Linked DNA regions of Homo sapiens: all the other regions are linked to region 1. The links are chromatin contacts, found by Hi-C or POLR2A ChIA-PET in ENCODE. All regions are on one chromosome and are shown on one strand. Each heading gives the region's core, a stretch centred on a gene start or an enhancer-like site at or near the end of the contact. The rest is flanking DNA. Distances are from core to core; before and after follow the strand shown.

What was found. Hi-C counts contacts between places; a loop is a spot of excess contacts on that map. ChIA-PET counts read pairs that join two places held with the same protein, here RNA polymerase II (POLR2A). Pooled maps may share reads with other maps.
Region 2: a loop to region 1 is called in a pooled map, with 3 times the contacts of the local background. The contact joins two enhancer-like sites. A Hi-C loop is called at or near these places in 10 of 37 single-sample maps with no recorded cell type and 11 of 50 pooled maps. POLR2A ChIA-PET finds 5 or more read pairs at or near these places in 7 of 52 experiments (AG04450, HepG2, IMR-90 and 3 more).
Region 3: a loop to region 1 is called in a map with no recorded cell type, with 9 times the contacts of the local background. The contact joins two enhancer-like sites. A Hi-C loop is called at or near these places in 3 of 37 single-sample maps with no recorded cell type. POLR2A ChIA-PET finds 5 or more read pairs at or near these places in 3 of 52 experiments (H1, OCI-LY7 and WTC11).

What each region holds. Positions count from the first base shown.
Region 1 is chr20:5,527,729-5,532,485 of GRCh38, forward strand. No RefSeq gene overlaps it. Among named protein-coding and RNA genes, the nearest start is that of LINC01729, 20 kb to the left of the region's middle. RefSeq lists enhancers at 1,132-1,673, 2,313-2,382. Within about 2 kb of position 2,088, at least 2 of the 41 ENCODE cell types and tissues checked have a DNase peak (open chromatin) inside an H3K27ac peak, as active enhancers do.
Region 2 is chr20:5,833,361-5,837,888 of GRCh38, forward strand. All of the region lies in intron 2 of SHLD1 (shieldin complex subunit 1), which reads left to right. Among named protein-coding and RNA genes, the nearest start is that of CHGB, 76 kb to the right of the region's middle. Within about 2 kb of position 2,276, at least 9 of the 41 ENCODE cell types and tissues checked have a DNase peak (open chromatin) inside an H3K27ac peak, as active enhancers do.
Region 3 is chr20:5,885,177-5,889,423 of GRCh38, forward strand. No RefSeq gene overlaps it. Among named protein-coding and RNA genes, the nearest start is that of CHGB, 24 kb to the right of the region's middle. Within about 2 kb of position 2,200, at least 5 of the 41 ENCODE cell types and tissues checked have a DNase peak (open chromatin) inside an H3K27ac peak, as active enhancers do.

The DNA of each region.
Region 1 (4,757 bases), core at 838-3,337:
ACTCATTCCAGAAAGCAGGTATTACCCTCATACCAAAGCCAGACAAAAACAGTGTAAAAAGACCGGGCACAGTGGCTCACGCCTGTAATCCCAGTACTTTGGGAGGCTGAGGCGGGTGGATCACCTGAGGTCAGGAGTTGGTGACCAGCTTTGCCAACATGGTGAAACCCTGTCTCTACTAAAAAGACAAAATTAGCTGGGCATGGTGGCACCTGCCTGTAATCCCATCTACTTGGGAGGCTGAGGCAGGAGAATCGCTTGAACTTGGGAGGAGGAGGTTGCAGTGAACTGAGCCGAGATTGTGCCACTGCTCTCCAGCCTGGGTGACAGAGCAAGACTCCATCTCAAAACAACAACAACAAAATTAAACATGCAGCCGAGCACAGTGGCTCATGCCTGTAATCCCAGCACTTTCGGAGGCCAAGGTGGGAGTATTGTTTAAGCCCAGGAGTTTGAGACCAGCCTGGGTAACATTGGGAGACCCCCTATCTCTACAAAAACTTTTAAAAATAAGCCAGGTGTGGTGGCCTCCCAGCTGCTCTGGAGGCTGAGGAAGGAGGATTACTTGAGCCCACGAATTAGAGACAACCGTGAGCTATGATCATGTCACTGCACTCCAGCCTGGGCAACAAAGCAAGAACCCATCTCAGAAAGAAAAAAAAAAAAATAAAAGCTAAACATGCAACTACCATATGACCTAATACTTAACTGTTCTCGGAATTAGCCAACAGAAATGAGAACTTAGTTCACACGAAAGCCCGTAGACAAGTGTTTATAGCTGATTTATGCATAATAGTCCCAAACTGGACACAACCCCAATGCCCTTCAGTGTGTGAATGTCCAGAGCAGCCTGGGGACTGACACTGCCACGCTCTTACTTGGAATGTGTGTAGCTTTCCAGAGAATGAGTTAAGGTGTGTGTTGAGGGGCTGGGAGCGAGCAGTGCTGGCACACCAGCAGAACTGAGGAGTTCAGTCTAGAGTTGGTACATCTTGAGCTGAATCTCTAAGGCCTTCAGTTTCCTAGATCTGCTTCCCTCGGAAGCACTTAGGAAACAGGGCCTCCCTCCACAGGACAGCCCCCCGGGTCTGCAAAGGGGCATGTGTTTCCTCCTTAGGCACGGATGTGCCTTGTCCTCTCTTCTCCCACACTTAGAGTAACCTGTGAATAATTTGATGGGTGAAATAACCCACTGTCTGGGACACCATTTTTGGTGTGGCTTTATGGGTGCCTATGTACCGTGTATATGTATGTAACATGTAACCCTGCTCAAAAAGGTTAGAACTCACCCAGTCAGCTAGCGACTCCAGAATAATCAGATACATGTTCCCCCAAGGTACCACAAGATGGCAGCACATGCACACAGCATTTCAAGCTCCTGCACACTGAGATGACAGCAATTAATCTGCCCTCTAATAATGCCTCTGCCATCCTGGAAAGCCCTACACTTAAACGGTCATGATGCCTGTTTCTATGATGATGTGTTGCAAACACACGCAGCATTTCTGAGGTAGATGAAGAGATTCAAAGGGTAACAGGAGATTATGTAGTTCAGAATTCTTCACCTTTTTTTAAAAAAAATATTTATTTATTTATTTATTTATTTTTAATAGAGACAGGGTCTCACTATGTTGCCCAGGCTAGTCTTGAATTCCTGGGCTCAAGCGATCCTCCCGCCTCGGCCTCCCAAAGGGCCGGGATCACAGGCGTGAGCCACTGAGTGTGGCCAGAATTCTTCACCTTTTGGTGCAGAGTGTGTATGTCGCACCTGAAGCCAGAAGTCAACGATACTCGATGAAAGGGTTTGTTCAGCGCAGATGACCTACTTGGGTTCATGGCTTGCATGTGTTATAATTGCTGCTGTTTATTTCCTGAAAACTTAGACGATTTGGGGCACATTATCGATGCCTTACAGGCATGGTCGCATTAAACTTTACTGCAGCCATCTGTCATAGTGATTATTATCCTCATTTTACAGATGGGGAAAGAAAGAATTAGACCTTCAGGCACCTTGGTAATGGCACGCACAGCGAGTAGAGGCAGAGAGAACCTGCTTCCCTGACGGCCCACACTCCCCCGGCACACAAGGCTCCCTCTAGGTGGCGCGCGCGTCTCAGCTTCTACTGCGGAAGTCTCGGTTATGTGATTATGTATACGCTCAATCCTACACCAATTGAGAATGGCCCTTAGCTTGGAATTAGTAAGAACAGTAATTAGCAATTTATTGTCAGAAAAAAGTTCATAAGATTATCGGCCGCAGTCTCTTTGCTGCACATCTTTCTCATCTTGACAGGACAGCCACAGGGAATCCAGGTCTTCTCCACCACCCCAGGCTCAGCAGTTCATGCTTACCCACCCAGCTCAGGCACAGATGCGACATTCAGCTTAGCAACATTCAGCTTAGGATCGGGTAAACAGGCAGAGCTTTCTCTCTCTCTTTTTTTTTTTTTTTTGAGGCAGAGTCTCTCTCTTATTGCCCAGGCTGGAGTGTAATGGTGCGATCTCGGCTCACCACAACCTCCATCTCCCGCGTTCAAGCGATTCTCCTGTCTCAGCCTCCCGAGTAGCTGGGATTACAGTTATGCACCACCACACCTGGCTAATTTTGTATTTTTAGTGGAGATGGGGTTTCTCCATGGTCAGGCTGGTCTCGAACTCCAGACCTCAGGTGATCCACCGGCCTCGGCCTCCCAAAGTGCTGGGATTACAAGCATGAGCCACTGCGCCTGGCCTTTTTTTCTTTCTTTCTTTTTAATGTGGAAAATTCCAAATCCTATCAGAGCATATTTGGCATGTGATTTTTTTTTTTTTTTTTTTTTTTTTTGAGACAGGGACTCACTCTGTCGCCCAGGCTGGAGTGCAGTGGCACAATCACGGATCACTGGAGCATCAAACTCCTGGGCTCAAGCGATCCTTCCACCTCAGCCTCCTGATTACCTAAGACTATAGGCAAGCACCACCACAGCCCCTAGTTTTTATTTTTATTTTTTATTTATTTATTTTTTTGTAGAGACAGAGTCTCGCTTTGTTGCCCAGACTGGTCTTGAACTTCTGGCCTCAGGTGACCCTCTGGGCCTCCCAAAGCACTGGGTTTACAAGCATGAGCCACCATGCCAGGCCTAACATCTCTAATTTTTTAAAATTGTTTTTAACATAATGAGACCGAGCTTCACCATGTTGTCTAGACTGTTCTCAAACTCCTGGGCTCAAATGATCCACCCACCTTGGCCTCCCAAAGTGCTAGGGTTACAGGTGTGAGCCACCGTGCCCAGCCAGCATCTCTAATTTTTGACAAGCAGACTTTTGATATGTGATTTACCTAAGTTGTGTAAAGTTATATTCAACGTTATCTGCCTTTTACAAATCAGGAAAACAGGGTATCATTAACTTTCCTAAGTGATATATTCAGGGGGAAAATGAATTTAGCAAAGTGGAGGTCTTTTGTGTCCTTTTACAGATAGTAAAATAGCATCTAGGAGAATGGGAGGTTGAAGGGAACTGTCATAGATTTGGGGTCAACTGAGGCCAGTTAGTGGCCATGACCATGAGGGACCTTAGGTGCTGCTTGCTTTCCCCAGCCAGGTTCAGCTGTGTGGGTGCAGATTCAGACTTGGAGGTGAGATGAAAATAATAAGAGGGATGTGATGGAGCAAGACAGGGCAAGGGCCTTGAGCACACACAAGGAAGAGATTCCAGCAGCTGACAGTCTCATTACAGCTGGCAGGGCAGTCAGTGAGAGCATGAGATTAGGTGGATCATGAGCAGAGAAGCTGGGATGGATGCACTGGTGGCCTCAGCACAGGGAGGGTGCCAGGGGGAGTGAACAGTGGAGGGGAATGGGACTCATGTCATTTCCGTTATGGAAAGGGTGTCGCTATTTGATAGGAGAGCTCTGGGATATGACCATGGGAATGAAAGGCTGGGGAGATGACAGGATCACTGGCAGGAAACTGAGAGGCCAGTATTTTGGAAATATTATTTACAAAGCTACTGATATCACCAAGGACAGGAAAGTGTTAGAGAAAGTGGCAATGATTCAGAAAGTGAAATCTCCAAGGAAGAATGTTTGTACCCAGGCTTTGGTAGATGAAGGTAACCACAGGGTGTGGGAGAAACAGTTTGTTATGGGAAGGAGGAAGAATGTTCCAGGAAAGCAGCAATGACTGGCAGAAAAGACACTCACCCCACCCACCCCACCCTCAAGCCCACAGATACTCAAAAAGCACAGGGAAGAAAACATTCCCGTTTTGAGAGAGCAGTAGGGGAAGTGTGGTTTCACACAGAGCTGCAAAGTCCATTGTGGCAGCCACCAACCACATGTGGCTACCAAGCTCTTGAAATGCGGCTCCTGTGATCAGGGACTGAATTTTTAATTGAATTTAATTCAAATTAACTAGAAACTGAGGCAGTAGAAAATATTTTTCTGTTAATCACAGCTTTATTGGTTTGGTAGGACTTCATTTCACTTTAACCATTGAAAAGCCAAACTGGCCAGGTGCAGTGGCTCACGCCTGTAATCCCAACACTTTGGGAAGCCAAGGCAGGAGGATCACTTGAGGCCAGGAGTTCAAGACCAGCCTGGACAACATAGCAAGATCCCATATCTTAAAAAAAAAAAATTAGGCCCGGTGCGGTGGCTCACACTTGTAATGTCAGCACTTTGGGAGGCCAAGTCAGGCGGATCAGAGTTCAAGACCAGCCTGGCCAACATGGTGAAACCCCATCTCTACTAAAAATACAAAAATTAGCCAGATGCA
Region 2 (4,528 bases), core at 1,026-3,525, 310 kb after region 1:
GTTGAAATAATACTCATTTAAATGAGGTTGTCCATTGGTAAGAAGAAAAATCACTCCTGCAACCCTGACAGACTGTTTCTCCTGACCTTTAAAAGACCTTAATGGGTACATTGTTTTGTTTGTTCCGCTCTGCCCTGGTTGAGGGCAATGTGACATTTGCATTATCTCTCTAGGCCTCTGCTTGATTATGTTGCTATAAATTACTGTCTGTCCTGAACAGAGTCCATCTAACTGAGTGTCCTGCTGCCTGTAGGAAGAGAGAGAGAGAGACAGAGACAGGGAGAAACAGAGAGAGAGAGAGACAGAGACAGGGAGAGACAGAGAGAGAGAGACAGAGACAGGGAGAAACACAGAGAGAGAGAAAATAGTTTTCTGGAAAAGAGAAAAGAAACATAATTTGGATTCATGTCTAGACAGAGATAGGGAGAAAAAGAGAGAGAAAGAGAGAGGGGGCAGGTGAGGGGCGGAATAGTTGTCCAGAAAAGAGAAAAGAAACATAATTTAGATTCACATCTTTGTCATTTCCATTTGCTCTAACGCTTAGCCTACATTCAGTTACCTAAAGTGGTCCTATAGCCCTCTCTTCTGGAACCCCATTCATCTCAGATAATACTTCTGTCATTGGCATTGAGGAGGTGAAACTTCAAGTGGTATTTACATTTGATTCCCTTCAGCTTTGTGACCCTTAGGATCCAGATATCTGCCTACTTTGTAGATGTGATATTTATGTTCTGCTGATTTTCAGTGAACAGTGCTCAATTTTGGGGAAAGCAGATCGGGAGCTACCATTCCTGTCTGAGCCTTCTCCTGGAGGCCGGGAGGGTGTCAGGACTTAGCAGGGAAAAGAGCTCCCTGCCTCCAGGAGAAAGGTTTATGGAAGAGTCTTCCTGCCTTCAGGAGTGGGTTCTCCTATCCTGTGAGTCCTTCTCTTCAAATATAACTTTTCCAAGTTAATTTTTTTGAATAGAGAAATTAGCATGTGTGACTTTTATGCAGAAGAACTTAGGAAAGAGATTATTTATATAATAATATAGGCAAAAAATGCTACAAACTCATCCAGCTGGGTTACATTCTAATTTGACCAATGAGCTGAGTCAAGTAGCATTCTTTTTTTGTTTTTTTAATTAAAAGTACTTGTCCTCAATGTGAAAAAACAATCTACAGAAGTACAGATGTTTGAGAAGAGTAATGGTAATGAAAACAGTAGTTAGTATTAATCAAGCTTAGTAGCACTTTGCCTGGATTGCCTCATCCCATCCTCTTACAGTTCTGTGGGCTAGATACTGTTGTGCAAAGGTCTTTGGTAAAGATCTGTTTGATGTTTTTCACCCTGTGTCTTAGTCTATTTGGGCTTCTATAACAAAATACTGTAGATTATGTGGCTTATAAGCAATAGAATATTATTTCTTACAGTTCTAGAGGCTGGGAAGTCCAAGATCAAGGTGCTAACAGATTCAGCATCTGGTGAAGACCACTTCCTGGTTCACAGAGGGCACCTTCTAGTTGTGCCTTTACATGGTGGAAGGGGCAGGGGGGCTTTCTGGGGTCTCCTTTATGAGTTCCATTCATGAGGACTCCTCCTTCATGACCTAATCATCTCCCAATGGCCCTATGTCTTAATACTATCACCTTGGAGGTTAGGATTTCAACATATGAATAGGGGAACACATTCAGATGATAGCAGGCTACCCTTCTCAAACTTATTAGAAAATGGAGTCCTTTTTTTTCATGGAAGCCCCACAACCATCCCTGAGAACATAGGTGGTATTCTGCAGACACAGTTTGGGAAATAAGAGAAGTCTACCTCTACACTGCTGGCTAGGGGTTGAGCTGGGAACAGACACATTTGCCTCCCCTTTGTACTATCTAGCTTTCCAGATTCTTCCCGCTAGTTGTGTTGATGGTGATTTGGGATTGTTCTTTCACATTCAAAGCTAGGGCTATACACTAATTCATTCATTCTCATTCACTAAAAAATATCTACCATCACACTGTGCCAGGAGACCATAGCTAGAACAGGGTCCCTGCCTCTGGGAAGTCCCCGTGCCATAAGAAAACAAACACAGATATTCAATGGGAGGTAAGACCTGCCAAGTACCATCTACTGAGCACTGCAGAAGCTGTGGTGGGGGCTGGCCAGCTCTACCTGGGGAACTGGGGAAGGCTTCCTAGGGGAGGGGATGGGCACAGCGTCCCCAGGGAGCACCAGGTGAAGAAAACTGGGAAGCAGAGAGTTGAGAATGTGTTTGGCAGCATGTGAGTGCCAGGGCTTTCAGCAGTGGGGGCTGGTGGAGGAGCACAGATGGCCTTTAAAGTCAACTCTGAGTCACTCTCTGAAATTACAGAAATTCAAAGAGAAGGATCTGGAAATCCTCCAACAAGTTATTTGACCTTCTGGTCTCTCAATAACCATTTGGTATCTAGCTGATAAATGGAAATTCTCTGCAAAATTGTGTTATACAGGAAAAGTTGCAGAAAAATTGTTAGAGAAAGAAAATCATTCTCCTGCCTTCACCTGTAAACCATAGAGCTCACATTTTTCCTAAGGGGCTTTATGCTAGCAACTTGCCCCTGGATTCTCCATTCATGCCTCAATCTACTAACATGACCGATCGGAGGTTAAATAAAACTTCCAAAGCAGGACCAGGAGTTATTCAGCTTCACTATGTAACAGTGGTTGAGATAGAAACTATTTTCTGTCTATTTTTTTTTCTCGTTGCCTTGACAACTGGTTGTTTTTTTTTTTTAAGCTTTTGATTTTTTTCAACAACATGAGCTGCTTCCTTTGGTTGAGCTGAGACATGTGTACAGATTTATATCTTATTCAGAGAGTCTCTAGTGTAAATGTTTACGAGATACCAATTTTTTATTTTTCAGAATCTTCAGTGTTGAACAGAGTAGATAATTGCACAAAACTGTTAGCCTGCCTGATTAACCAAACAAAGGCAAATCAGTAGTGATTTTCCATGTCTGATGTCAAATACTGTAAAAAATGATTCCAATTCATTTTTACACAATATCATGGAATATTTTAATATTTGGCTTTTTAATGTCCCTGACCAGGTCTGTGTGAAAGTTGTTTCCATATACCAGAAGTGCATGTCCTCCTTCCTGCACTCCCCCTTGCTCCCATGGCTCTAGCCACAGTGGCCTCTCATCCTTGCAAAGCTGTTCCCATCTCATGGCCTTTGCCATTTCCTCTGCCTGGAATCTGCCTACCCCGGATATTCGCATTGCCCGCTCCCTCCTTGCATTTATGTCTCTGATTCAATGCCACCTTCTCCTCCTGGACCTTCCTGTCTAAAACACCATCCTTACTTGTCACTGGCCAGTCAGGACGTGGGAGGATCCCTCTCTGGAAAAACAGTTCAGTCATCCTATATGAAACTCCCCAGACCATAAGCCCTACCCATAGCAAGAGCTTCCAATGAGCATTTTAATGCCTCACCCTTAGATTTGAACTCACAGCCAAAAATCACCAGCTATTTGAGGAAATCCCCTATTACAAAATATAGAGACCAAGACTGATAAATAAAGAACTTAAAAGAAACAGAGACAAGGATGGAGCAGGAGAAATCTGCAACAAAACAAAACAAACAAAAAAATGGAAAATGGGGCAATGGGGCAGAGGAAGGCATCCTAGAAATCATACAAGAAATATAGGAGTGGAACTGAGTGGGGCCCAGGTCAGCAGCTATGGAGCAAGCCTGGAGGGCAGCCAGGCCAACTGGAGCAATAGGACAGAAGATTCTCCGGGAGGGCTGGGGTCCTGAGGAGCTATCGCAACAGGCTACATGTGGAAATTTGTATTGAGAGGCTATTGGAGGGTATGGGTAAAATTAGGATACAGTTGACTCTTGAACAACAGAGGGGTTAGGAGTATTGGCCTCCCCTCCGCCCACCACCTGCAATAATTTTTGACTCTCCAAAACCTTTTTTTTCTTCCGCTTTTATTGTAAGCTCAGGGTTACCTGTGCAGGATGTGCAAGTTTGTTACATAGGTAAATGTGTGCCATGGTGGTTTGCTGCACACATCATCCCATCACCTAGGTGTTAAGCCCAGCGTCCATTAGCTGTTCTTCCTGATGCTCTCCCTCCCCCCACACACCCCCCACCTCCAACAGGCCCCGCTGTGTGTTGTTCCCCTCCATGTGCCCATGTGTTCTCATCATTCAGCTCCCACTTATAAGTGAGAACATGCGGTGTTTGGTTTTCTGTTCCTGCATTAGTTTGCTGAGGATAATGGCTTCCAGTTCTATCCATGTCCCTGCAAAGGACATGATCTCGTTCCTTTTTATGGCTGCACTGACTCCCCAAAACTTTAACTACTAACAGCCTGCTGTTGACCAGAAGCCTTACAGATCATATGAACAGTGGATTAACAACATAAATAGATTAGTATCTACATATGTTTTACACATTCATGACATACCTAATTTTTCTTATTTTTTTGATATTTTTAGGCTACGCAATTTGTCTGCAAGTTTTTTCAAATTGTTGCAAATCTCCAAAACATTTTCCAATATGT
Region 3 (4,247 bases), core at 950-3,449, 360 kb after region 1:
AGGTTTGAGGGATCTAGGGCTGTACAGGATGTGTCTTGTTAACAAAATGTTTACAGGCAGTATGCTTGGTAAAAGTCATCCCCATTCTCCAGTCTCGATAAGCCAGAGGCACAATGCACTGCGGAAAGCCGCAGGGACCTCTGCCCTGGAAAGCCGGGTATTGTCCAAGGTTTCTCCCCATATGATGGTCTGAAATATGGCCTTGTGGGATGGGAAAGACCTGACTGTCCCCCAGCCTGACACCCGTGAAGGGTCTGTGCTGAGGAGGATTAGTAAAAGAGGAAAGCCTCTTGCAGTTGAGAAAGAGGAAGGCCACCGTCTCCTGCCTGCCCCTGGGAACCGAATATCTCGGTATAAAACCCGATTGTACATTTATTCTATTCTGAGATAGGAGAAAAACCGCCCTGTGGCGGGAGGCGAGACATGTTGGCAGCAACGCTGCTCTGTTATTCTTTACTCCACTGAGATATTTGGGTGGAGAAAAGCATAAATCTGGCTTACATGCACATCCAGGCATAGTACCTCCACTTGAACTTATTTGTGATACAGATTCCTTTGCTCACATGTTTTCTTGCTGATCTTCTCACTATTATCACCCTGCTCTCCTACCGCATTCCTCTTGCTGAGATAGTGAAAATAGTAATCAATAAAAACTGAGGGAACTCAGAGACCGGTGCTGGTGCTGGTCCTCTGTATGCTGAGCGCCGGTCCCCTGGGCCCACTGTTCTTTCTCTATACTTTGTGTCTTATTTCTTTTCTCAGTCTCTCGTCCCACTTGACAAGATATACCCACAGGTGTGGAGGGGCAGGCCACCCCTTCATCCTGGGTGGGAGCATTTGATTTGCTGAGACTAGATAATATGACTGTCCTCTAGTGGCCAGGGACCAGCAAAAGGGCATCTGGCTCCGCTCCTTTCTATAGTGGGAAGTAGATCCTGCCTGCCTTCATGACCACATCACAGAGGGAAGGGCATTAGGATGCTAAGTAACCCCTACAACCGCAAATGACTATTTCACCTCCCCATTTGGACTTCTGTGAGCATATAGACATCACCAACAGTTTTGTTTTCGTTTTGCTTTTCTTGAGACAGGGTCTCACTCTGTCACCCAGGCTGGAGTGCAGTGGCATTATCATGTCTCACTGCAGCCTCTGACCTCCTGGGAACAAGCAATCCTCTAGCCTCAGCCTCCTGAGTACCTGGGACTGCACGCATGAGCCATTATGCTTGGCTAGTTTTTTATTTTTTAATTTCTTGTAGAGACGAGCTCTTGCAATGTTGCCCAGCCTGGTCTTGAACTCCTGGGCTCAAGCAATTCTCCTACCTTGGCCTCCCAAAATTCTAGGATTAGAGGCATGAGCCACTGTGCCTGGCAGTTACTTTATTTCTACAAAACATGGAGGCATTTCCTATCACTCCTCAAATGAGTTACACCCCCCACAAAAAGCACTGTTCTAAGTGCTGAGTTTGCAAAGGCTTTAACCTCACTGAAGGGGAAAGAATTTCTTCTTCTGTCTCGCTAGTTCACTGATTGCCTCCTTCTGGCCCAATGTCTGGGGGAAAACCAAAGATCAATGTGTCCACTTGACTTTTGCTCAGATGCTTAGTGTGCAGTTAGCTTCCAGGAGCATGGAAACTTCTTCTCCAAGGGTTCCATTAGTGATTAGACGTGCACTTTAAAGTATGTCATGCTGCCACGTATCAGACTGGGACAGAGATGAACTGGAACATGAGAGATGTGTTGAGGTGACAGCCAGGATTCTGCCATTGTTCTTTCAGTGTATTTCTGATGCCTCTCAAATTCCATAAGGGGAGGTGTTGATGTCTGTGGTTAAGTAACATGAGGCCAGAGCTGACGCTGTGGCAGCTGCTCCCAAAGGCACAGAGTTTCTTCGTTGCCAGGAAAAGATGCCCTTGAATTTTCTGGGCTGAGGTAAGAAAGTTTGGCAGATCCTGCCTTCTCTGCTTTCTGTTTGCCTTAATGGATATCAAGATAGAAAATAAGGAGCCAGAAGGACCTTCAGAGAATCTATTCACGGCCTGTGTGTCTTAGGCTCCCCCCAGAAATAGACTCTCCGGCACAAATTCAAGTGCAAGTAGTTTATTTGAGTGGGAAAGCAAGGAACTGAGACAGGAGAGGGAAAGAAGCAGTAAAAGGTACATTATCAAGCAAGTTACCACTGTGGGCATCTGGAACTTAAGCCTACTGGAGCCAGTGCAGATTGTAAGCTTCAAAGTTATCCTGCAAAAGGAGTAAGGCAGCTAGGGTATTTAAACACCAGTCCCCATCCATCTTTGATTGAAGGCTGAAACTGGGAGGGCACTAATTTCCAAGTGCTTCCAGCTTGCTGTGTGAATGGGCAAAGCAAGCTCTGGCCACCAGACAAAGCCCTCGGGCAAAGAGGCAGATGCTGGCAGTTGAAAGTCAGGTGCTGTGGCACAAAATGCTAAGGCCCGAGGGGGCATGGGCAGGGCACCCAAAACATCTGCTGTACTGTGTCCACTCTCATCCTCCAGACTTGTGGACAAACTTCCTGTTCATCATTCATTCAAAGCCCAGCATAAATCTTCCCAGAATCATCCGGGCGTGGTAGCTCACGCCTGTAATCCCAGCACTTTGGGAGGCCAAGGCAGGCGAATCACCTGAGGTCGGGAGTTCAAGACGAGCCTGACCAACATGGAGAAACCCTGTCTCTACTAAAAACACAAAATTAGCCTGGCTTGGTGGTGCATGCCTGTAATCCCAGCTACTCAGGAGGCTGAGGCAGGAGAATCACTTGAACCCGGGAGGCAGAGGTTGTGGTGAGCCAATATCGCACCATCGCACTCCAGCCTGGGCAACAAACTCCGTCTCAAAAAAAAAAAAAAAATTCTTCCCAGAATCAATCAGGAGGTGCACATCCTCCACCAGATTCCTAATTGGTACAGGTGGTTTATTTCACTATTTACTGCTCAATAACTCTCTACCCGTGTTGCAGAGTCACTCAGGTTTAATCTTCTTTCAACCCTGCCAGAAAACTCATCAGCAGCCCACAGACCCTGACCACAGCCCTGGCATAACTGAATAAATGCTGACTAATTGACTAACTCTCATTTCCTTCTATTCAGCAAATGTCCTGGATATTTGGAAATGCCACAGTTCACAGCCAATGCACTTTCAGCAGGTCCTGAAAAATGATTTGGAGAGGTTTACAATTTGCTAAATGTGTTGAGTCTGGGATTGGTAGAGAACCATGACCTTGGGAGAATAGAATGTTTCTCTTCTCTGGGACATAGGTCGGGTTCCTTCGGGACTATGGATAGAATTTGCTTAAACTGTGGGTCAGCTAGTTGTGAGTTGGCAACTTGGGGATGTCTGTGAGAGGCTGGGATTGTGGGGAAAGCAGAAACACTTGCTTAGTTTTGTCTGGTGTGCGAATATCCTACTAAGATTTACTGAAGGAATAGAAAGACCATCTGAGGTTTCCCATGTGATCTTATATTAATGAAGGGATATCTTTGAGTCTCATGTCTTGCTGGTTTTCATCATTCATTTTTTTTTCTTTTTCACCCTGAGTATCAGCCTTTAATAGAAATTGTGATATCTCAGGATCAGGTGGTTACATCAAAAAGAACCTTAATAGGTCACCTGGGCAGTCTCTCAGTCTCCAGGCTATACCGTGCTTAAACTATTCCTAACAGGACGCTGCTTATCCACCGTCTGGAAATTTTTCCAAAAGTGGGGTCAGGCTGGGTGCAGTGGCTCACTCCAGACCGACCAGCCTGGCCAACATGATGAAACCCCATCTCTACTAAAAATACAAAAATTAGCCCGGCTGGTCTGGCTACTCGGGAGGCTGAGGCAGGAGAATCGCTTGAACCCAGGAGGCAGAGGTTGCAGTGAGCCGAGATCTCGCCATTGCACTCCAGCCTGGGAGCAGAGCGAGACTCCATCTCAAAACAAAACAAAACAAGACAAAACAAAAGGGGGTCAAAGAAATGCCATCTGCATTATCAGCACATATAGTTTTCTGCCCAGATCATAAAGTTTATAACATCTGCCTTATTTATATCAAATATGTCATCTATGTCAATGTTTACAGCTATATCATTTATCTATAGGCTGTATCTTATAACATCATTTGCCTCTATATTTACACATACTCTGCCTACATCTGTGTTCACAGCTTTATCATCTACAGCTACATTTTCATCTTTACTATCTACATCACCTATACCTATGCTTATATTACATCATTATCTACATCA